Regions from separate parts of the Homo sapiens genome. Here regions 1 and 3 are each linked to region 2. A link is a loop called in an ENCODE intact Hi-C map of the cell type or tissue named here. Cell type or tissue: Caco-2. All regions are shown on one strand. Links, peaks and the distances in the headings refer to the core of each region. The heading gives the core; the rest is flanking DNA.

The links. Peaks named below come from ENCODE experiments on the same cell type or tissue, not always from the same donor. Only the 100,000 strongest peaks of a DNase experiment are listed, where the experiment ranks them.
Region 1: a loop joins it to region 2, with 7 times the contacts of the local background. A loop is called at or near these places in 2 of 110 quality-filtered maps.
Region 3: a loop joins it to region 2, with 16 times the contacts of the local background. A loop is called at or near these places in 15 of 110 quality-filtered maps.

The regions. Positions count from the first base shown.
Region 1 is chrX:88,555,717-88,564,022 of GRCh38, forward strand. All of the region lies in intron 3 of LOC107985713 (a long non-coding RNA gene), which reads right to left. Among named protein-coding and RNA genes, the nearest start is that of CPXCR1, 190 kb to the right of the region's middle. In Caco-2, for the core only: no CTCF peak of the experiment used is centred there; a DNase peak (open chromatin) is centred at 5,205.
Region 2 is chrX:88,608,183-88,616,488 of GRCh38, forward strand. It overlaps LOC107985713 (a long non-coding RNA gene), which reads right to left and starts at 5,308. Exons shown (of 5, transcript XR_001755911.2): 1 at 5,166-5,308. In Caco-2, for the core only: a CTCF peak has its summit at 5,348 (motif pointing left); no DNase peak of the experiment used is centred there; H3K4me3 peaks cover 234 bases.
Region 3 is chrX:88,420,182-88,428,487 of GRCh38, forward strand. No RefSeq gene overlaps it. Among named protein-coding and RNA genes, the nearest start is that of CPXCR1, 320 kb to the right of the region's middle. In Caco-2, for the core only: no CTCF peak of the experiment used is centred there; no DNase peak of the experiment used is centred there.

The DNA.
Region 1 (8,306 bases), core at 3,812-6,311, 52 kb before region 2:
GCCATTGTTTCATTTGCCAAACCTCTTTCAGTAACCAAAAAATAAACTTGTGTACCATGCCATGTCACTAGTGTTAAACAAGAATTTAGATCTCGTTCCCAATCTTAATTTGGCATTGTATTTTGCTGAAATTTATAGTAGTAGGGTCTACTTTTTACTCTTGAAAATATTTAGTATATTCTTTTAAACAAAAAAGTTATTTAATCTCCTGGCATTTATATTAAAGTACTAAACCTGTTTGTTTCTAAGATATATTGGGCCGTATTAGTGACTTTGTTATAAATTTCAATGAAAATTTTTTGTTGCTGGCTTTGTGCCTGCCTGTTTCTTCTCTTGTCATTGTATATTTTCTAACAATTGTAAAAATATGCATTTCAGATATAAAGAAATCACTCACTGAAGATCCAGACTGTTCATTGGATAATATTATCCTTTAAATGTGTAGCTGCTTATAATGGTAACACAATCAAAAAAAATTTGTTGTATGCAATTGTAGGTGGTCAGGTACTATGTTTGTGTGTGTGTGTGTGTGTGTGTGTGCATACTGTTTAATAGTCATACTGGGCTGAAGTTTGTTGTACAAGTATGAGTGTGTACACATTTACCTGCATGCTTGTGAGTATGTGCAAAGTTCAGGATGTTAAATTGTGACACTTTGATAATTAAGGGCTTCTTGAAGCTTAGTTTTTAACAGGTACTTTTAAACATAGATTGGCATGTACATTTTCAGGATATATATCACTACTGCTAGATCGACACATACACTTTCAAGATATACATCAGTGCTGCTATAAAGCCTTATTTTAATTTGACTCTATACTGTTGTGAAGATTCTGTGCCAATATCAAGCAGTGGAGCTTTGGATTTTTGAAATAGTTCCTACATTTGTTCATTGCTGCTTTGTCTTCTGATATCATTCACCATCTTCTACCTTGCTGTAATGATTTTTTTAATTCATCGATTTTATTTTATTATTATACTTTAAGTTCTGGGATACATGTGCAGAACGTGCAGGTTTGTTACATAGGTATACACGTGCCATGGTGGTTTGCTGCACCCATCAACCCGTCATTTACGTTAGGTATTTCTCCTAATGCTATCCCTCCCCTAGCCCCCCACACCGCAACAGGCCCCCGTGTGTGATTTTCCTCTCCGTGTTCACGTGTTCTCATTGGATGTAACAATGTTAATAAAAGGTATTAACAAACTCAATTTCTATGTAGATACAATTTTCTTCTGCTTTTTGTTTTTATTATTATTTTAATTATTCACGTTTTCATTATTACTGTATTAATTATAGCTGATATACCAGTCCATATTTTTTCCTAATCGGTAGATTTGTTTCTAGTCATGCACTGTTTTGATACAATAAAATAATATATTTAATTTGTATGACCTCTGGCGTTAGTCATATATTTTGATATAAAAAATGGTAAAACCATAGATATTTTGGTCCTGTGTCTTTATTCTCAGAGTTGAGATGCTGCCACGCCTTCTGCTATTGTGATTGTAGCTTGGAATGCCAGCAACATGGGACTAACTAGGTCTATAATGAGTGGTAAAAGAGAATTTGGGTCATGATCTCATAAACACTGGGATATAGAAGAAAAAATAAGGCTTTGTAAGTATTTGCTTTTTGATCATACTATCTTACAATTTTATTCTAAGAAATACATGCCGATCCTGTGGATTAAAACTAATAATCTTCCCAAAACTTTATTTCCCTTACTTCAGAATACCAATGCTAAGAAAAAAGTATGAAGATATTTTTTTAAAAACATGTTTCAAACTTTTATAATGAAATAACTTGGGCATAAACAGTGCATGTCATATATTTTTAAAAATGTGTTGACAGAGAAAATATATGAATTCCTTTCACTCCCAGAAAAAGACCAAACTAATTTATATATAATATAGAATCACGTATAAGAAAATTAACACTTTATGAAACACATTTAATCTTATTTTAAAAACATGTCATTTTTTTCTCCAACCAATGCTTTATTCATGGCATTAATTTTTCATTGGAACCCCAGTGATAAATGTGTAAGAATACATCTGCTAGAGCAGGCAGATAGGTAGACATGAGCATGAAAGGGAACCCTGGAGACCTGAAGCCCTGGAAACTTTGTCACACCAGCAAACAGTGCCCCACTAAAAAAATCAGAAAAAAAAAAAAGTCACATATGTAATTGTGGTTAGGATTATCTGGCCTTAAACTGGGACTTACTTACCTGGCCCTAGTAGGAAATAACTTCAGGCCCTAGTAGGAAATAATTTCAGTAGGAAAATTCAGTAGGCCTAGTAGGAAATAACTTACCTGGCCCTAGTAGTAAATAATTTCAGTAGGAAATACTGAGGACTTTCCTCAGTAGCGAGCATGTGCACTTCCACTTGCCTCACCTTAAAGGTAACCTTTTCTTCATTATAATAATTAAAACACACCCTGGTTGAGATTTAACATGCTAATAAGACATATGACATATGCACTTAGCATGTATGGTTATAGCACATGCACACCCAGGGGGCCACGCAAAACATGCATGCTAGCAACACCACGTCATGCCACTTCTATGAATAATTATTTAAGATTCATATAAAGAGGGTTCCCCAGTGTCAGTTGACACTCATTCTCGAGCAGCCTGCTCTGACTTGGCTTTCAGAGTGTACCGTCCCTTTAAATAAGTAAGTTTGCTGCTGCTTATCTATTACTGCATGTCTCTTGACTTAATTATTTCTTCCAAGAAGACAAGAATCTGTGAATCTGCCTTTGATTTGGAAGCCCCCACTTCCAGTTATCCTGCCTTTCTGGACCAAACCAATGTACGTTTTACATGTATGGATTGATGTCTCACAGTCTCCCTAAAAGGTATAAAACCAAGTTGTACTCTGACCACTTTGAGCACATGTTCTCAGGATCTCCTGAGGGCAGTGTCACAGGCCATCGCTCACTCATATTTGGCTCAGAATAAATCTGTTCAAATATTTTCAGAAAGTTACTTTTTACTGACATACAGGACAACAATAGTTAAAGGTAATTAAGGAGATATTCGCTTTTTTAAAAAATTTAAATTCTAATCTCCCATGTAACATGAAGTTTTGAAATTAATTTTATTTCTTGGTTGATAGTAGACATATTTTTATGTAGCCACATATAATTGTTATTTATAATGATTTTAAAAATGTGTTTCTGGGCCGGGCGCAGTGGCTCACTCCTGTAATCCCAGTACTTTGGGAGGCCAAGGCAGGCGGATCACGAGGTCAGGAGATTGAGACCAGCCTGACCAACATGGAGAAACCCCGTCTCTACTAAAAATACAAAATTAGCTGGGTGTGGTGGCGCATGCCTGTAATCCCAGCTACTCGGGAGGCTGAGGCAGGAGGATTGCTTGAACACGGGAGGCGGAGGTTGCCGTGAGCTGAGATCGCGCCATTGTACTCCAGCCTGGGCAACAAGAGCGAAACCCCATCTCAAAAGAAAAAAAAAAAAGTGTTTCTGAAACTGCAAATAAAATTAGCATTTGCTGTTTTCAGAAAAGAGAATCTTCTATTTCTTACCTCATAAACCTTCAATAAATGAGCACATAGCTTCGAAATTATCTATTTGAGGTAAAACAAAACTTATGAGAGGCCATTGTTTTGAGCTGAGCTCTTGCACTAGGCACCAACATTCCAGACCAAACCAAAATGGAGTGACCCATGCTAAGTGCAAACTAGTCAAACTGAAACTTTAAGGAAGCAGATGTATTATCAGGGAAGGGTATCCAAGTTACGGGTGGTGAATCTGTATGGGTATGCAGCAACCTCAATTCTTGCCTCCTCAGAAAAAAGATTTTGACTGAGGGGCATACAGCAGATAAAAGAGACTGAGGCAAGTTTTAGAGCAGGAGTGAACGTTTATGAAAAAGGTTTAGAACAGGAATTAAAATAAAGTATTATTGGAAGAGGGCCAAGTGGGCATCTTGGAGGACAAGTGCTCCATTTCACTTTGGACTTAGGGTTTTATATGCTGGCTTACTTCCAGCATCTTGCATCCCTTTTCCCTTCATTCTTCCCTTGAAGTGAGCTACCTGCATGTGTAGTGGCCTGCTAGCACTTGGGAGGTGAGTATGTGCAGTGTGTTTACTGGACTTGTACACATGCTCTCCCAAGGCATTCTTCCCTTTGCTGGTGGAATGCCCCTGAAACATCATATACCATTAAACTCTGCCATTTTGTCTCTTAATGCGCATGTCTGAGTCCACTCGCTCACCTCCTGAGATCTTATCCAGAAGCTGCTGATCACCAATTTCAGTTTTTTTTTTTTTCTATAGGGTGACTGCCTTTCCCTGGAACTGGCTGTGACAAATTATTATTTCAGAGAGACAATTAACAACCACCTGACCATCGCCTTATTGTCTGCTGACATTCTTGGTTGTGGATAGGCCCTCTCCTGCCCTGCTCATGCCTTACTAGCTACCTACTCTAACAAATGGATATCAAAAGTGACCTTTTTTTTTTCTTGAAGAAAAGAGATTCCAGTTTACCTCAGTCAATAATAAGAAAATTTCCTCTGCTTTATTCATTACAAAAAAGTAACCTGATGTTAACAAATTAGATTTCTTTTTCTTTGTTCTGTTTCCTTGCTCCCAATTTAAAGAATCCAGTGTTCTGCTATTGTCCATTGAGAGCTCTCATTCTATTTTTTTAGAATAAAGGCTGCCTTTATTCGTGAATCACAAACAAAAGCCAATTAGATCTATAACTACATTTGCTGTAATTTTGTTTTTCAACTTTGGTACCAGTATTTCTTTCCTATCTGCCCTTCCGGTTTATCCTAGAAAAATATAGTTTGTATTCCCTAGACAGTATAAATACAGCAAAACTAAAGCCATTTAAAATCCCTTTACAATTTCAAGGGCTTCTTTACACTTCTGTCAGATAAAGACAAACAGGTACTTAGATAGGAGGACACTTCAGTTAAAAAGAAAGACTATTCCAATGGGAGACTGCTCCAGATCTCAAAAACTCTGTGAACATTTCAAAATCAAGCAGAAAAGTGATTTTCCTTAATAGGGTAAAAAGGAGACAAGCAGAGATAAGCACGACCATTAGAGGAGAAGTTGGACAAACAAGGGAAAATAACCAATGCGTTCTGACAAAAACTGTCCTGCTATGCTCAGGAAAACCAGGGAAAGAGGTTACATTCCACTGTGTTTGTTTGTTTTTGTGCTTGTTCCGGCTTGCAAGTTAGCAGAGTTCAGGGTCCTAAAGATGAAAGAGAAGCCTAATCAAAGGTTGGTGACAAAGCACAGGGTAAAAAGCAGGCAATTGTAAATACTTGGTCACTTTGAAGGAAACGGTCAATTAAATTACATTTAGCAGTCTACAATTTGTAAACCACAGTCCTTAAGAAAAGTGGTCTTGAAACATCAGAAACTCAGCTTAGATTTACTGTTTTATTATTGATTGACCAATGCAATTGACTTAAATAATAATATTTAATTAATGTTTTATACTATTTAATTATCATCATCTATACACATTCACACAGAGTATGATAAAATGCAAAGTAAAATATATTTGCTGGTAGAAATAATTATGAGATTTAACAAAGGTGTGATCCTATTTGGTTAACTCCTCTGGCCTCATTTTCTTCATCACAAATCATTATAATCTATTTTATGTGAGGAATAAATTAAATAAAATGCCATATATAAAAATGCTGAGCATAGTGCCAGGCACATATTAAAAAACCAATAAATAGTGGTTGAATAAATGACTACTTGCTGATGAGAAGTATACTATATGAATGAAATTGGACTAGTTGTCTCCCTTAGCTTTTTTTTTTTTTTTCAGAGCAGGTGTGGAAGTTTATTAAAAAGCTTTAGAGCAGGAAAGAAAGGAAAGTGCACTTGGAAGACATCCAAGTGGGCAACTTGAAGAACAGTGCCTCCTTTAGCTTCTTAATGTTCTGAGGTGACTGTATTGCATGAGATTATCTCAAAAATTCTTAATTTCTAAATAAAAAAATTGTTAAATTATTTTTCTATGTATTGTCACTTACATTCATTAAACTGAAATTGCTTTAAAATTTACTTTTACTTAAGTATAGAACAAAACAGCTTCTAGAAGATATTGAGTTATAGAATCCCAATATATAGTGCTATCACATAAACAACCTAATATTCTATCTTTTGAAGTTTAAATGTTAGTATTTGCTACTTATTTTCTTTTGTAAGCAAATAGCATATTAACTTCAGACATACGTCTCATTTACAAACCTTGATTCTTAATCATGAGGTCTGAAAAAATCCTATTTGACAGAGATTTTTGACATTTCAATATCAGAAATTTATGATTTTTCTCTGTGGTGATTTCAGTCATAAGAAAACTCTTAAGTAAGCTAATAACAGTGCTATAAAGGTATTAATTAATTATTACAAAACAATAATACTTGTAAAATAGGTTACACATTTAATATTTCTTTAACTTATACTATAAACTTTATACCATTTGGTATAATAAGTTTTAATAACCACGATAAAACCAACATTCATATAACACCTACTAAAACGTAATTTAAGAAGTTAATTATCAGCAGGAAAAAAAGATAGGTTTCCCTTTAAAGTCCTTTGCATATTTGATTAAATCAACTGAATTATGGAAGGAATAGTAATTGAATAAGAGACTGCCTGAAAAGGCATTAATGAAAAGAAAAATGTATCTGCACCTGAAGTCCAAAAACTACAATTTTTAAAAAACCTAAAACATAAAATAAGTAACAGAGCCTCTGCTTTTTTTAAGGAGGATAAAATTGGTAAACTTTGAGCAACACTGATGGAGAAGAAAGAAATGTATATACCTCACTACGCATCCAACAGACACAGAAAAAAATATTAAAAGGATACTATAAACTCATTTGTTCACACATTTATGTGAATAAACTTAAAAATTTAGTTGAAATTGTCAAACGTAATTAGATTCAGAAAATATGATTACGTACAGAGTTTATTCGAGCACAAAACTTGAGGAAATGCACATTAAAACCATAATAAGATACAATCTTATACCATCACTCAGATGGCAATAATTAAAATGTCCGAAAACAACAAATGTTGGCAAGAGTTTAGATAAAAGGGAATGCTTATACACTGCTGGTGGGAAGGTAAATTAGTATAACCTTAATGGAAAACAGTATGGAGTTTTCTCAAAATAAAAATAGAACTGCCATTTGATTCAGTAATCCCAGTTCTGGGGTTATACCCAAAGCGAAATAAATCATTATATCAAAAGACACCCACACTCTTAGGTTTATTGCAGCACTATTCACAATAGCGAAGATATAAAACCAACCTAAGTGCCCATCAGTGGAAGATCGGAAAAAGAAAATGCGTTATACATGTATACCATGGAATACTACTTAGCCATTAAAAAAATGAAATCGTGTCTTTTGCAGCAACATGGATGGAATTGGAGACCATTATCCTAAGTGAAAAAACCCAGAAAAAGAAAATTAAACACAGTATGCTCTCACTTATAAGTGGGAGCCAAACAATTTGTATACATGGACATATGGAATAGAAAAATAGACACTGGAGTCTACAAAAGATGGGAGCATGAGAGGTGGGTGAGGGTTGAAAAATTATCTGTAGCATACAATGTTCACTATTCCGATGATGTGTACACCAGAAGCTTCACTACTATGCAGCATATACATGTAAGAAATCTGCACTTGTGCTATGTATATATATATGATAGAGTTTATTTGAGCACAAAGCTTGAGGATAAAAACCCAGGTAACACAGAATCCAAATAAATGGGGTCAGTGAAGAAGTTAAGGTTTTACGTATATAGGCAGACATATAAGAATTTAACAAGGTTGCAACAGTATCCACAGGAGTCCAATACATATATTACAGAAATTTGATTGATTACAGTTTGCTGCATTCTAAGGAAGATTGCTTTAACATTCCATAAAGAGGGGTAATAGACTTGAAGTGGATCTATCTAGCTCTGGCTTTTTGTAATCATCTACAGTACAAGAATAAAGAGAGGAATTAATGCATAATCGGAGAAGCAGAAATTGCAACTACATGCTAGGTGACTCAGGCCACTAAGTCACATTCCTTCAAAGCTCAGATAATTTAAAGTTCTAACAGCATTAAGTTTGAATTATTTAATTTCACAAAGTCTACACCTGGCAAGAGAAAACTTCCAGTAGCTAATACAAGAAAAAAATTAATGCGAAGGGTCATATGCCCATGAAAGAAATTGAATCTACTACAAAAAAATTTCAATAAACAAAATAGACTAGAGTGAACTCA
Region 2 (8,306 bases), core at 3,823-6,322:
TCTATGTTGCAGGCTTCAGAATTCTTATCAGACTAAGAAAAGTTCCAAGACATTTGTTAATTCTCTCCTGAATCAGGGAAAAGACCCGCAAAAGAACAGGGATTCTCTACATAATGTAGATTTTCCTCACAAGAGACAGCTTTGCATGCCCATCTTAAAATATGTCAAATAAATCTAATTTGGGGTAAAATACCTTAACTTCTTTCAAGCCCAGCTATGTGTCATGTGATGCCGTACTAGAGTCAAGCTGGAATTAGATGTCTTATCACTACAAAAAATGCCTGCTTTGTCAGTCTAAAGTTCTGTTTTAACGTTAATGCTGGACAGCTGTGCCTGAATTTCAAAAGGGAGGAGGAAATAATGAACCATGTGCAATCTACTCTTTCCATCATGGCCTGAACTAGCTTTACAGGTTAACTTTGGAATTCCCTTACCTGAGGGGAGGGTCCAACACCTGCTTAGAGGTCTTTAAATTTTATTTTTGGTTTATGGAGCAGATCATATTTGGTTTCTTGAAAATAGTGTTTGCCTGTTTTGATCTAACTGGAAGTTTCTTGGTGGACTAAAATGAGGAGTTTGCCTTTGTCTCATTTAACTCAGACTTTTTTTAAAAAAAATAATGTCTATGCAAAGGACACCACTTGGAAAAAATTACAGGTAATTTAAGAACCCACTGCCACCTTGGACAAAACAATAATTTTTGAAGCAAACAATACAAAAGTCAAATGCATCATGCTACCTGACTTCAAGCTATACTACAAGGCTACAGTAACCAAAACAGCATGCTACTGGTACCAAAACAGATATATAGACCAATGGAAAAGAACAGAGGCCTCAGAAATAACACCGCACATCTACAACCATCTTATCTTTGACAAATCTGACAAAAACAAGCAGTGGGGAAAAGATTCCCTATTTAATAAATGGTGTTGGGAAAACTGGCTAGCCATATGCAGAAAACTGAAACTGGACCCCTTCCTTATACCTTATACAAAAATTAACTCAAAATGGATTAAAGACTTAAAAGTAAGACCTGAAACCATAAAAACCCTATAAGAAAACCTAGGCAATACCATTCATGACACAGTCATGGACAAAGACTTCATGACTAAAACACTAAAAGCAATGGCAACAAAAGCCAAAATTGACAAATGGGATCTAATTAAACTAAAGAGCTTCTGCACATCAAAAGAAACTATCATCAGAGTGAACAGGCAACCTACAGAATGGGAGAAAATTTTTACAATCTATCCATCTGACAAAGGGCTAATATCCAGAATCTACAAGGAACCTAAAGAAATGTACAAGAAAAAAAAAACTCATCAAAAAGTGGGCAAAGGATATGAACAGACACTTTTCAAAACACGACATTTATGTGGCCAACAAACATATGAAAAAAAGCTCATCACTGGTCATTAGAGAAATGCAAGTCAAAACCACAATGAGATACCATCTCAGGCCAGTTACAATGGCAATCATTAAAAAGTCAGGAAACAACCGATGCTGGAAAGGGTGCAGAGAAATAGGAACACTTTTACACTGTTGGTGGGAGTGTAACTTAGTTCAATCATTGTGGATGACAGTGTGGCAATTCCTCAAAGATCCAGAACTGGAAATGCCATTTGACCCACCAATCCCATTACTGGGTATATACCCAAATGATTATAAATCATTCTACTATAAAGACACATGCACACGTATGTTTATTGCAGCACTATTCACAATAGCAAAGACTTGGAACCAACCCAAATGCCCATCAATGTTAGACTGGATAAAGAAAATGTGGCACATATACACTGTGGGATACTATGCAGCCATAAAAAAGGATGAGTTCATGTCCTTTGCAGGGACATGGATGAAGCTGGAAACCATCATTCTCAACAAACTAACACAGGAACAGAAAATCAAATACCACATATTCTCACTCATAAGTGGGAGTTGAACAATAAAAACATATGGGCACAGGGAGGGGAACATCTCACACTGGGGCCTGTTGGGGGGTGGGGGGCATGAGGAGGGATAGCATTAGGAGAAATACCAAATGTAGATGACAGTTTGATGGGTCCAGCAAACCACCATGGTACATTTATACTTATGTAACAAGCCTGCCTGTTCTGCACATGTATCCCAGAACTTGAAGTATCATTGATATACATATATATATATATATATATCAAAGCTATAGCAACCAAGACACCATGATATTGGCATAAAAACAGACCCACAGAGCAAAAGAAGAGAATAGAGAACACAGATATATACTACCCCAGCTGCAAAAAATCTCATCTTCGACACAGGTGCCAAGCACACACAATGGGAAAAGGACAGTTGTTTCAATAAATGTGTTGGAAAAATCGATTAACTATGCCAAAAAAAAAATTAGACTGCCATCTTTCACCACACACAAAAATAAAATAAAAATAAATTAGAAACTATAATCTACTACCTGAAACTAGGAAACTACTAGAAGAAAACATTGGGGAAACACTGTAGGAAATTGGTCTGGGCAAATTTTTTTGTGTGTAAGACCTGAAAGGCACAGGGTACCAAAGCAAAAATAGACAAATAAGATTACCTCAAGCTAAAAAGCTTTCACGCAACAAATGAAACAATCAAAAAAATGAAGACAATCCACAGAATTGAAGAAAACAGTTGCAAACCATTGATCTGACAAAGGATTAATAACCAGAATATATAAGTGGCTTAAACAGTTCAAGAGCAAAATAATAATAATAATTCAATTAAAAGATAAGCAAAAGGCCGTGTCTGGTGGCTCATGCCTGTAATCCCAGTACTTTGGGAGGCTGAGGCGGGTGGATAACCTGAGGTCAGGAGTTCAAGACCAGTCTGGCCAACATGGTGAAACCCCATCTCTACTGAAAATACAAAAATTAACTGGGCATGGTGGCAGGGGCCTGTAATCCCGGCTACTCAGGAGGCTAAGGCATGAGAATCTCTTGAACCCGGGTGACAAGAGCAAAACTTCATCTCAAAAAAAAAAAAAAGCAAAAGATCTGAATAGACTTTTCTCAGAAGTACATAAATGACAAACATGTGTATGAGAAATGCTAAAAATAACAAATCATCAGAGAAATGCAAATCAAAATCACAGTGAGACATCATCTCACTCCAGTTAAAATAGCTTTTATCAAAAACACAGGCAATAACTCACAAGAGTATTGAGAAAGGAAAACTCTTGTACATTGTTGCTGAGAATATAAATTAATACTGTGACTATGGAGAACATTATGGAGGTTTCTCAAAGAAGAAAAAATAGATCTACCACTAGGCATGGTGGTTGACACCTGTAATCCCAACACTTTGAGAGGCCAAGATAGGTGAATTGTTTGAGCCCAATGTCAAGATCAGCCTGGGCAATATGGTGAAACTCCATCTCCACAAAAAAATTAAAAAAATTAGCCCAGCATGGTGGCATGCACCTATAGTCCCAGCTACTAGGGAGGCTGAGGTGGGAGGATCACTGGAGCCCAGAAGGTAGAGGTCGCAGTGAGTCAAGATCACCCCAGTGTACTCCAACCCAGGTAACAGAGCAAGACACTGAAAAAAAAAAAGTGCTACCATATATTAAGCAATTCTACTACTGGGTATATATTCAAAAGAAAGGAAATCAGTACATCAAAGAGATGTCTGCATTTCCATGTTATTGCTGCATTATTTAGAATAGTTCAAAATATGGAATCAACATAAATGCTCACCAATGAATAAGTGGATAAAGACAATATGGCATATATGCATAACAAAATATTATTCAGCCATAAAAAGAATGAAATCCTGTCATTTTAAGGAACACAGATGGAACTGGAGATCACTATATTAAGTGAAATAAGTCAGGCACAGAAAGACAAATATCACATTTTCTCACTCATATGATGGAGCTAAAATAGTGAATCTCATGAAAATGAAGAGTAGATTAATGGTTATCAAAGGCGGAAATGAAAGAAACAAAGAAGATTTTATATTTATAATAAGTACATAAGCATATATTACCACTAAACTTCGCATTTCAAAACAGCAAAATAATAAATTATATATGTATTTTTCACTTCAATAAAAAAAGAAACAAAAATGTAAAAAGCATGGAATTGTAATAAAACACACATATGTCAATGAAACAGAATTGAGAAACCAATTATAAATTCACATATTTATAGCTAACTGATTTTCAAAAAAGGAGTCAAGAACATACATTAGGAAAATGCCACTCTTTTCAGTAAATAGTTTTAGACAAACTGGATATCGACATGTAGAAGAATAAATCTAAATTTCCATCTTTTACCATATATAATAAACAACTCAAAATGCATTAAAAACTTAGATGTAAGACACAAATTATAAAAGAATAAAACATAGGGGAAATGCCTTAGAACATTGTTCTAGGTACAGATTTTATGAGTAATACTTCAAAAGTGAAGGCATTAAGAAAAATAGAGAAATGAGATTATGTCAAACAAAAAAGCTCCTGAACAGCAAAGGAAACAATCAGCAGTGGAAAGAGACAACCTGAAGAATAGGAGAAAATATTTGCAAACTATTCATTCACAAGGCGTTAATGTCCAGAATATATAAGGAACTCAAACAACTGAACAGAAAAAAAAATCTATTACAAAATTTTGGCAAATAGACATTTTTCAAAGAATAAATACAAATGACCAAGTACATAAAAAAATTTTCAACACTGACTTTCAGTTTCAAAATGGCAGCATAGCAGAAAGCTGGCCTCACCACCCCCATAGAAAACTAAAAACAAACATATAGTGCCAAGATTCTCTCCAGCAATAGCCCAGACCTCACACAGGAAGATGTGACAGTTCCCAGGACGGCAGGAAAGTCAAGAAACCTTAGAGCATATGTAAGAGATTCAGACTTCCACATCTGTGATGACCGTTCCTCCAATCTTCCCACCACCAAACACATAAAAATCTTCCTTAGGACTAATGGTCTCTACACTGGAAAAAGTGGGATCAAGAGGGGGCACCACCATCCTGACGATCTCAGCTTCACTGACAAAAAAACACATTCCTGCCTCAACCCACGGGAAGCATTGGGAGTGCCTGAAGGGAGAAATATTCCTGAAGACAGTGAGAGACAAATGGAGAAGGAAGGACAACCATTCCTAGCCCTGAAAACTCTGCTTTGTAACTCACCCAAAGGAGACATCAATTCAGAGCAACTGTTCAGTATCACCACATTTTAGAAGTTTTATCCCATAGTTCCCATGGGTACAAACCCCTAATTAGCTTTCCCACACTACTGGGATATTTCTCCTGTTACATCCCTCATTCTGGATGAAAGACATTCTGTTTACTAGAACTGCAGCAAACCTGGGCTTAAGGCTCCATCTAGTGCCCTAATGAAGGCATCAACCTAGCAGAAAAAAAAAAAAAAAGAAAAGTAAAGAAAGGAAAAGAAAAGAAGAAAAATCAATAGGCAAATTATAAAAAATCTCTAAGCAAACATATCTAACAACAACAACAAAAACAAGCCAAGCAGAGAAAACTGGAATAAATAATTAATATTTCAATGCAAAGAAATAGACATACTGCCACACAAACAACAGCAAAGGGAATTATGACATTCTCATATGTACAAAGCAAGAAACTAGTGACTGACCCTAATGAGATGGTGATTTGTTAACTCTCTAAGAATTTAAAATAGCAATTTAAAGAAATAGTGTTTTCCAAGATAACATAAAAAATCAATCAGGAATTAATCATAGAAACTTTGCAAATGAAATAATAAGACAATATCAAGCATAAACTGTGGAACTGAGATATACATTCACTTAACTGAAAAATTTATTAGAGGCCTTCAACAGCAGAATAGATCAAACATAGAAAATAATCAGGGAGATCAAAGACAGGCTATTTGAAAATACAGTCAGGAGAAAAATAAAAATAAATGAAGATAAAGTAAAATATAGAAAAATATCTCAAAAAACCAGCTCTAAGAATTATTGGTGTTCAAAGGGGAGCTAAGCAAGAGCAAGGTACAAAGCTTATCAGAAGAAATAATAGCATAAAATTTTCCAAAACTTAAGAAAGAGATAAATATCTAGGTACGGGAAGGTCAGAGAACACCAAAATAATTAAAGTCAAATAAGAGTACTCCAAGGCATATAATAATCAAATTCTCAAATGTCAAGCACAAAGAGAGGATCCTATAAGCATCAATATAAAATAAGAAAATAACATATAAAAGAGCTTCGATTCATCTAACAGACTTAACAAAAACCATTCAGGCCAGAAGGGTGTATGATGACATTTTCAAACTGCAACAAACAAACAAACAAAACCACTGTCATCCAACAATATTGTACCCAGGAAAGCTATTCTTCTTTTTTTTCTTTCTTTTCTTTTCTTTTTTTTTTTCTGAGATGGAGTCTCGCTCTGGTGAGCAGGCTGGAGTGCAGTGGCGCGATCTCAGCTCACTGCAACCTCTGCCTCCCGGATTCAAGCAATTCCCTGCCTCAGCCTCCCGAGTAGCTGGGATTACAGGCCTCCACCATCACGCCCAGCTAATTTTTATATTTTTAGTAGAGATGGGGTTTCACCATCTTGGCCAGGCTGGTCTTGAATTCCTGACCTCGTGATCTACCCATCTTGGCCTCCCAAAATGCTGGGATTACAGATGTGAGCCACAGCGCCCAGCCAGCTAGTCTTCAAATATGAAGAAGAGATAAAGTATTTCCCAGATAAAAGCTGAGATAATTCACCACCACCTGTCATGTATTATAAGAAATGCTAAAAGGAGTTTTTCATCCTGAAAGAAAAAGATACTAATGTGCAAAAACAAAACATTTGAAAGTATAAAACCCACTGGCAATTCTAAGTATACGGATAAACCCAGACTACTCTAATACTGTAATTTTGGTGTGTGATCCACTCATAACTTTATTATAAAGCCCAAAGGACAAATTTATCAAAAACAATAATAACCTCAGCAACCTGTTAAGAGACAGGCAATATAAAAATATGAAAATTGAGACAACTTAAGTCTAAATGTGAAAAATGGAATTAAAGTGTAGAGTTGTTTTTTTGTTGTTGTTTTCTTGGTTTGTTTCTTTTTTTTATTTGTGAGCTAAGACAAGTTGTCATCTTTTAAAAATAAAAGAATGAAAGAAAGAGAAATAAAGCAACAAAATGGCAGTAGTAAGTCCTTACTTATCAATACTGTCACTGAATGTAAATTGAATCAATTTTTCAATTAAAAGGCACAAAGTGGCTGAATGGATAAATCAGACCCAATATCCACCTCATCTATAAAGGCACATAGACCGAAAGTGATGGAGTGTTAAAAGATATTCTATGCAACTAGAAACTTAAAAAGAGCAGGAGTAGCTACACTTATTTTAGACAAAATAGGATACAAATCCGAGACTGTAAAAAGAGACAAAGAAGGTCACCACATAATAAAGAAGCCAATTCAGTGAGAGGATATAACAATTGTAAATATCTATACACTTAAGCATATAAAGCAAACGTTAATAGATTTAAAGGGAAAGATAGTCTGCAATACAATAATGGCAGGGGACATCAACAACTCAATCTCAGGAATGGACAAATTATCCAGACAGAAAGTTAACAAAGAAACATCAGTTAAACTACACACTAAACCAAATAGACATAGATAGTTTCAGAACATTTCACCTCGCTGCTGCATTACACACATTGTTTTCATCAGCACATGGAACATTCTCTAAAATAGACCATATCTTAGGCCACAAAACAAGTCTCGACAAATTCAAAAAAGTAGAAATTAAATCAAGTGTATTTTCTGATCATAGTGGAAGAAAACTAGAAATCAATAATGAGGAAACTCAGAAATACATAAACACATGAAAATTAAACAACATGCTCTTTATGAATGAGCCAGTAAAAAAAAAAAAAATGAAGAAGGAAATTTAAGAAAATCTTTTGAAAGAAATGAAAAAAAAAAAGCCTACCACATACCAAAATCTATGGGATATGGAAAAAGCAGTACGAAGAGGGAAGATTATGGCAATAAATGCTTATATACAAAAGTGGAAGGACTTCAAATAAACAACCAAATGATGCACCTCAAGGAAGTAGAAAAGTAAGAACAAACTCAAAATTAATAGAAAAAAAGATAATAAATATTAGAGCAGAAATAAAATTTTGACAAAAAATACAGATCAATGATATGAAAAGTTGCTTTCTAAGGATAAAATCTATGAACCTTTAGCTAGACTTAGAAAAAAGAGGGAAGACCCTACCTAACATATAAAAATCACCAATAAAAAAGAAGCTATGACATTTGGGAGCGCA
Region 3 (8,306 bases), core at 3,812-6,311, 190 kb before region 2:
GGTAGTGAGATCTCACGAGAACTGATAGTTTTAAAGGGGTTTCCGCTTTTGCTTCTCTCTCATTCTCTCTTGCCACCGCCATGTAAGAAGTGCCTTTTGCCTTCTGCCTCCCTAGGCACATGGAACTGTGAGTCCATTAAACCTATTTTTCTTCCCAGTTTCATGTATGTCTTTATCTGCAGCATGAAAATGGACTAATACAGTAAATTAGTACCAGTAGAGTGGGGTGCTGCTGTAAAGCAGCTTCCACTGCTGGCACCAGGGAACACGGTGGCATGGTGGCACCTGGGAGCTTGGAGATGCCAGGAACTGCAGAGCCCCAAAGAGGGTGTCACAGCCTTGTCTCAGGGAGCTCCTAGGTCTGGACTCCCCAAAGGGCTGCAGCTCTTCTCTCCTTGTCTCTTTCTCATCATTGAACAAATATTAAATCAAAAGTTAGTTAATTAAGTGATATTCCTTGAGATCATGTAAGAATTGATTGGAATTGTGCCAATTTATCAATTGATTAATGACAATTCAACTTTCTGAGGATAGTTTCATTAAGAAACTCCTATAAAATTATCCTGATTTCCAAATTACACCAATGAGAGAAAAAGGAATCATGCACTCTTTCCAATTCAATGTAGCTCATCACTCTAAGTATGTCTCCCTGATCAAATTCTAATTGCAACTATCTTTATCTAAAATGTCTTCTCCCTATTTTGGTACTAGATATGCATGAAGAAATAGTAAGCTTTAACTTTCTGAGGACAGCTGGGTTTTATAAACTTTATTGAAAGTTATTTATCACCGGGCATGGTGGCTCACGCCTGTAATCCCAGCACTTTGGGAGGCTGAGGCAGGTGGATCACGAAGTCAGGAGATCGAGACCATCCTGGCTAACATGGTGAAACCCCGTCTCTACTAAAAATACAAAAAAATTAGCCGGGCACGGTGGCGGGCGCCTGTAGTCCCAGCTACTCAGGAGGCTGAGGCCGAGTGTGTCGTGAACCCCGGAGGCGGAGCTTGCAGTGAGCCGAGATTGCGCCACAGCACTCCAGCCTGGGCGACAGAGCAAGACTCCGTCTCAAAAAAAAAAAAAAAAAAAAGAAAGCTATTTATCTAAAAATAACATCTTCAGAAAATATGACTGATCTTTTGAACACTTTTGACTAATTCACTGAGGTTCCTGTAAGGAAAAATATTTTCCGCATGCTAGCTTGTTATAATTAACCTTAAATTTGAAAAATATTTTGATACCAAAAATAAAACTACAGTGTTTTTTTGTAAGCATGATTCTTATTAAAATGCATCATAAACTGTTTTTCTTTCAGTAAATGGGAGAGTCTGACAGAAAAACACGTTTATAAGCACAGATTGAGACTATGTCATTAAGTCATGTGTTATTAAAACATTTAATTACCACATATTTCTTTGAGAAACAGCTAGTGCTTTCCTGTTTTTATGGTGCCCAACTTCAATTAGCTTCTATATTATTTTACAATAAAACAAGTATCTACTGAGTGATACAATTCTGAAATGAATATTAACACTTAGAATAATTATGCTGGGATTTTAATTATTGTTTTATTTAAATATTTTATTATTATAATTACTATTACTATTACTATTATTGTTATTTTGCACACAAGATACAAAAGAAACAATAAGATTCTATTCCCTATCCATCTGTCATAACTAGCTTTGGGCAAATGGCTATGTAACTGAGCAACTTGACTTCAAAATGCATTTTTAAACTTTTTTTTTCCTTTTTCTCTTTTCTCCCTAGTCTCAAGACGTAACCTTGAAGCAAACTGCAGAAGCCTTTTCTCCTTAACATTAAAATAGAATCCACATCCTTCACTTTCCCACTGTATACGCCCTTCACATTTACCTAACTGTATGTTAGTATCTAATTATGTGTTTACTTGAAACTTTTGGGGGCTAATCTTGAGACAGACAGACCAAGCCTGGAGACCCAGATGCAAAATTCCAGATACAACCTCAAGGCAGCTAATCAACATCCCAACCACTGTAGAGGTGATGCCAGCCTGCACTCAAGGTGGACTGAAACCCAAGATAGCCACTGAAACAAAAAATACAAACCTTGTACCCAGCACAACTCCTGCATGCCTCTCATATCAAGTCCTCGCTTTTTAAAATCCTGCCTTCTCACCAGAAATTTGAAGTGGCTACTTTGGATGGGAATCTGGCCACTTCCCCATTACTAGTTTTGGCTAATAAAGTCACTTCCTTTCCACCATACCTCACTCTTGTCATTGGACTCCCCAAGTGGTAAGCAGCTGGACCTCTGTTTTGTTACAGCTACTTAGTGTTGAAGCCTATCAAATTAAGGAAACATTATTAATATTAGAAAATATTTATTTAAGACATGTTCTCACAGCTTATTTTTTTGCTTTTGGAATAAAGGGAATTAGTGATATGTAGTGGTCATGGTGCTATGGTCATCTCTGAGATTGATAAAGATTAAGGTGTTTGATATTACAATGCCCAGTATTGGTAAGATGTGAGAAAACAAATACTCTCAAACACTGTTAGTGGGAGTATATATATTTTGGGGAGGGCCATTTCATGGCAATAATCATTACTAATACACATACACTGAGCTATAATAATTCCACTAGAGATTCATCATACGGATATTCTCCCATAAGGTGGCCAAGGAGATAGATTTATATGTATGTATGTATGTATAGTGTGCGTGTATTTGTTTTTGTGTGTATACTTGTTTATCCATGGAAAATATTTATATACATACATAAAGATAAGAAATGGGTTGTGGAGGAGACTTGCTCTCTTTCTGTGTAATTAAGCATACATTTTTAAACAATGTAATAACCTTTAGTGAAAATATAAAGCAACTTTCAAAAGTATTTTTAGAAAAAGAATATCTAATGTGAGTCCGTGAAACATTTTAAATAACAATAAATCCTTGAAAAACTGATAGAAAAAAAATCAATGTAAACGGCATGCCATATTTCTCCTTAAAAATATTTACCTACTTATATGCATGCATACTTTACTAGAACTGGAAATTTGCTTTCAGCACTGAAATGTCTATAAAGAAATGGGCATTGTTAGAAGTATTATTAAATCATTTTTAATTTGTAATATTTGTAATGAGGTAACTGCCTGCTTTTTCAATGTTAATTCAATATTAACTCAAGATATGTCTCTTTATTTTATTTATTTATTTTGAAATTTTATAGAGATGAGGTTCCTCTATGCTGCCCAGGTTAGTCTTGAATTCTTGGGCTTAATTGATCTGTCTACCTCAGCCTCCTAAAGTGTTAGAATTACAGGCATAAGCCACCACACCCAGCCATGATATGCTATTTAGAAAAATGTAAATTTCTTATTGATTTTTATTTTCATTGTGGCCACTAAAATGCTATTTATTTCAACAGATCTACTAACATTTTAGTAAGTCATGTTCTTATTTCATTCTGATTTATGTATATTTTTTCTTTACAAATTTTCAAGCAATTGGCGTTTATGATTTTACCTAATGAAACTCTGATTTTTCATGAAAATGGTCAAGCAGTATTTAGTATGTCTATGACTGTAAAAAATAAACCCCACATCCTAAAAGTCTCAAAACATACTTATCATCATAGTTATAGCAGTAATATAAAACCTCAGAAAACGATAGTGTCTTCTCCATAAAGAGATCAATCTAATACTTTAATTCATCAAGTCTATATCCTAAGATTTATGCATTTGGTTGGGGGAATGGGGTTGGCTATTAAATATACACCCAAATTTTACAGAAAGGAAATTTGCATATGTCCTGTATGTCCATAGTCTCAAAAAACATTATTATCCTGTCATAAAGAAAAATAAAATTAAACAACTTAAAAACCCAGAAGGTTCACAGCAAGACAAATTCTCATTGTTAATAATATAAATCCTGAATATTCATATCTTATATAACATTGATAATATAAAGGTTTAGGTCTCTCCAGGGTTAAAACTTTATAGCTCACTCTATTGTTAAGAAAAAGAGGAAATGAAAATCATCTTTCACACTAAAGTCAGATTTGTACCACACCTTTAAGATAAGAACAAAGGATCAGTTAAAAGAGGGAAGTGTTCTAAATATCTTTCTCAAAAAAATTAAAATACATGGATTCCTTCTCTCATTCTTTTATCTGAATTTTTCCCATAAACAAGGAGACAGGAGACTTGACCAGAGCAAGGAAGCTGCTGGGAGCTAGTGGTCTGTGGGTGACAAAGGGAAACATGGCAGGGTGTGGGGTAGGGATTGAATTCTCCAGCCTAGTTCTTCCCTTTGCCTTTAGCCTACTCTACTATGGGGCTGTACCAAAATGCAGAAAACTGTCATCCCTCATCTCTTCATTGTTCAGTAGTCTTATATCTTTCTTCTTCCTCTTCTTGTCTTCCATTTAGAAAATTTTTTTTGGAGGGGGCATTGTAAGAATTGTCCTTTCATAATCAAGAAAACTGCAGTTTACAACCCAGTTCTTAGCAAGGAAAAATGCACACATCCCCCTGGAAAGCCATGGACGCGTACACACCCTGGCAGGGGCAGGGGGCAGGATTGGCAGGGGCTTTGGCGGGGGTTGGCCAGAGACGGACAGACAGATAGAAACAAATTATACCAAGAGTACTCAGATATTAAGAGGAAATTGAGAAGGCTATGAGGAGATACCAAGATGTCAACTTTCTAAAGTGGCAAAATCTTTCCAGAGCATTTTTATGGGCCCCCTCTTCCTATGTTATTCTACAATACAAGGACGAAATGCTTTCTTCTCAGCCCACTCCAATGCCAATCGCAGTCACATATCATCTCCTCACCATCCTGAGCCATTATTTTGCATGTTGACAATAATAGTCCTGAGGTGCAATGGGAGAAAGTTGAGTCCTGAAGTTTTATCAGAAATGAACAAACAAAAACTAAGGGCTATGAATCAAACATCACAGATGAGAGGTTGCCTATTTTTCCACGAAACACTGACAAGCACCTCAGGAGAGGTATAAAATCATTGTGTAAAATCATTTGCACAGTACTGATGTGGCTGAGATTATCTCTGTATCTTCTAATAGTGATCAGCATCACTTAGAAGAAAAAGGAACTGATGAATTAGCAGCACTTTCCTACCCTTATTTGAAATTTGAACCAGGTTCTGTTGAAATTTGGGGTTGAAGAAATCCTTTTCTTTAAAGCTCATTGCCCTTAAGCTGTTTTAGCTTCTTCCACCAGGTCTCACCTTTTTCTTTGTTATTTATGGTTATTTCAGACACCCTAACCCCTGCCACCAACTCATTTGGATTAGGAGCTTACTGGTTTAGTATTTAGTGCTTTGAGGCTAATTGACAACTAAAATCACTGGTCCCAGGAACCCACCAACACTGTAATTGTCACGTTCAAGACCCACATTGCAGGGAATTCATTGCCTTTCTAAATAATTTTTTCCCTGTCTTCAAATGTTCCATAATGCCAACATTTCAAATGTTTTCTTTCAACTGCATTTTATCTATGTATCAGATATCAAACATTGGCTATATTTTAAAGTTCAACTCTAATAGTGAGCATTTTCTCCTCTAAAATGTAGATACAGAATATAACTCAGAAGGCATGGACTCTAGTTACAAAAAAAATCATCCACAACTTATTTAAAATTACACGCTTGTCAAATATGTCAGAACCCAATTCAATTTCTCTTCCATTTAAGCCGTTTGAAAAGGGCAAATATAAAATGTTTAATTCAAGATGAATTCAGGGCACTGCAAACTGTCAGCAGATGGAGCCATTTTGCAACATACTCTCACAATTTTTTCAACGAGGAAAGCAGACTAAGAAATTGTTTAATATTTTAACTACATTCTTGTTTCATAAGAGGATGATTAAAATTCCCCGTAAAAAGTTTGCTTATCTATTATTTAGAATACTGTTTATTACATGTTTCCTCCCAAGTGTTTGCCATAAATATGCTAACATAAAAACTTACTTCTAATCATAATAGTGGTTTGAGACAAATAATTGGGAAATTTAAGTTTGAAAACAAAATGGTGTATAGTATCCATGCAATGAAAAAGCACATATATCTAGTTCTACTCACACACACAATATCACACAAGGAAGAGATTCTCCTTTTACAATAATTCCTACAATAAACTCAAGCATGTTTCTCTTTTGATTTTGGACTATATGAAGTTTCCATTTTGATTTTCAAAAAGTGAAACCTTTTGGGCCGGGCGCGGTGGCTCACCCCTGTAATCCCAGCACTTTGGGAGGCCCAGGCGGGCAGATCACGAGGTCAGGAGATTGAGACCATCCTGGTTAAGACGGTGAAACCCCGTCTCTACTAAAAATACTAAAAAATTAGCCGAGAGTCATGTCGGGAGCCTGTAGTCCCAGCTTCTCGGGAGGCTGAGGCAGGAGAATGGCGTGAACCTGGGAGGCGGAGCTTGCAGTGAGCGGAGATCACGCCACTGCACTCCAGCCTGGGTGACAGAGTGAGACTCCATCTCAAAAAAAAAAAAAAAAAAAAAAAGTAAAACCTTTTGAAAATCAAAGTTGCTGAATTAAAGAACTAGGAAGAGCAGTTAGAAAGTATTCTCAGTGTCTAACATTAGCTTTTCACCTAATAGGCATACTTTTTCATAGGTGGGGAAATAAGAAAGATGCTTGCCTAAAAGGTAACTTTGATTTTAATTTCAAATTTCTTCAACCCTTTAGAAATTTTCAACCTTGACTGTGTTTCAACTTTCAGCTCTGTATCACCAGTCAACTCCACAGTGTAATTGTTTAAACTGGCCAGAGTAATTGTTTCATGCTGATTGATTATATTCTTCATCATTTATTGATTCCTCAGCATACTCTACAGAGCAGTTATTTTGCACTTTCCAGTCTTTTCTTAAATCCTTTATTTTATCTTTAATTGGGGGAGAAATCCCACCATGTATTTTATAGAAAAGTAGAATATTAACATTGATTACTACTGTAAGCATAGCCCTCTGCTTAATACTTGCATCATTCATTCATTTAAATGCCTACTATGTGACAGGCTCTGTGTTTTACATCTGCTTTTTCAATTACATTGCACAAAAAAGTCCACTGAATATATACTTCCATATTCTCCATCTTGCAAATGAGAAAACTAAATCTTAAAGAGGTTATTTGCCCAAAATCAAATGGATTAAGAGTAGAAAGCAAAAGGGATGTGGGAAATAGAGGTAAGCACTCTGCTTCATGCAGACATTCGGAGATCCAGGCCCTGCCAGCTTCAATCCTTAACTCTCAAGATCACCAAAAGCGTCAAAATCCAGCTGTCAGATAAGGGAATGGAGAAATTATAGATTTGTGGACTATGTTTGGAAGTGGCTTATATTACTTCCGTCTGTGTTCTTCAGGCCAGAACTCAGTCACTAGGCCACATCTAACTGCAATGGAGGGTGGAAAATTTAGTATACCTTTGTACTTAGGAGGAAAGAGAAGCTGCTACAGAGTGCTCCCCAAAGTTCAGCCCAGTGCCCCTCAGGAGCTGTAGCCATGGCTCAAGTGGGTCCAGGTGTATCTCATGCCACTACTCTGCATGGCTAGAGCTACTGCGAAAAACTCCTCTAAGAGCAAAGCCATGGAACCAAAGCCACCGGAAAGAGTCTCCACTGGGGCAATGTCTAGTGGAGCCATGAAAGTGGAGCCACCCCCATAGCCTTAGAACTATAGAGTTACCAGTATGCAACACCAGCCTGAGAGAGCTGCAGGAAAAAGACTCCAACTTGTGAGAGTTGCTGCATGGGCTGCTCCCAGCAAGGCTATATTGGCAATGCAGCCTGAGGACTAGAGTACCCAACACCTCTCCCAATGTGTCTACGAGGTGGCACATGGAATGAGAGATTATTCTGGAGTCTTAAGTTTTAATGTTGTCTGCTCTGTTGGGTTTTGGGCTTTCTTGGGGCCTGTTATCCCTGTCTTCTTGCCAATTTATCCCTTTTGGAATGAGAATATCTATCCTATGCCTGTTGCAACATTATATTTTGGAAGCAAGTACCTTCTTTTTTTTTTTTTTGTGACAGAGTTTTGCTCTTGTTCTCCAGGATGGAGTGCAATGGCATGATCACAGCTCACCGCAACCTCTGCCTCTCGGGTTCAAGTGATTCTCCTGCCTCAGCCTCCCGAGTAACTGGGATTACAGGCATGCGCCACTATGCCTGACTGATTTTTTATTTTTACTAGAGAGGGGGTTTCTCCATGTTGGTCAGGCTGGTCTCGAACTCCTGACCTCAGATGATCCTCCCGCCCTGGCCTCCCAAAGTGTTTGGGTTACAGGCATGAGCTA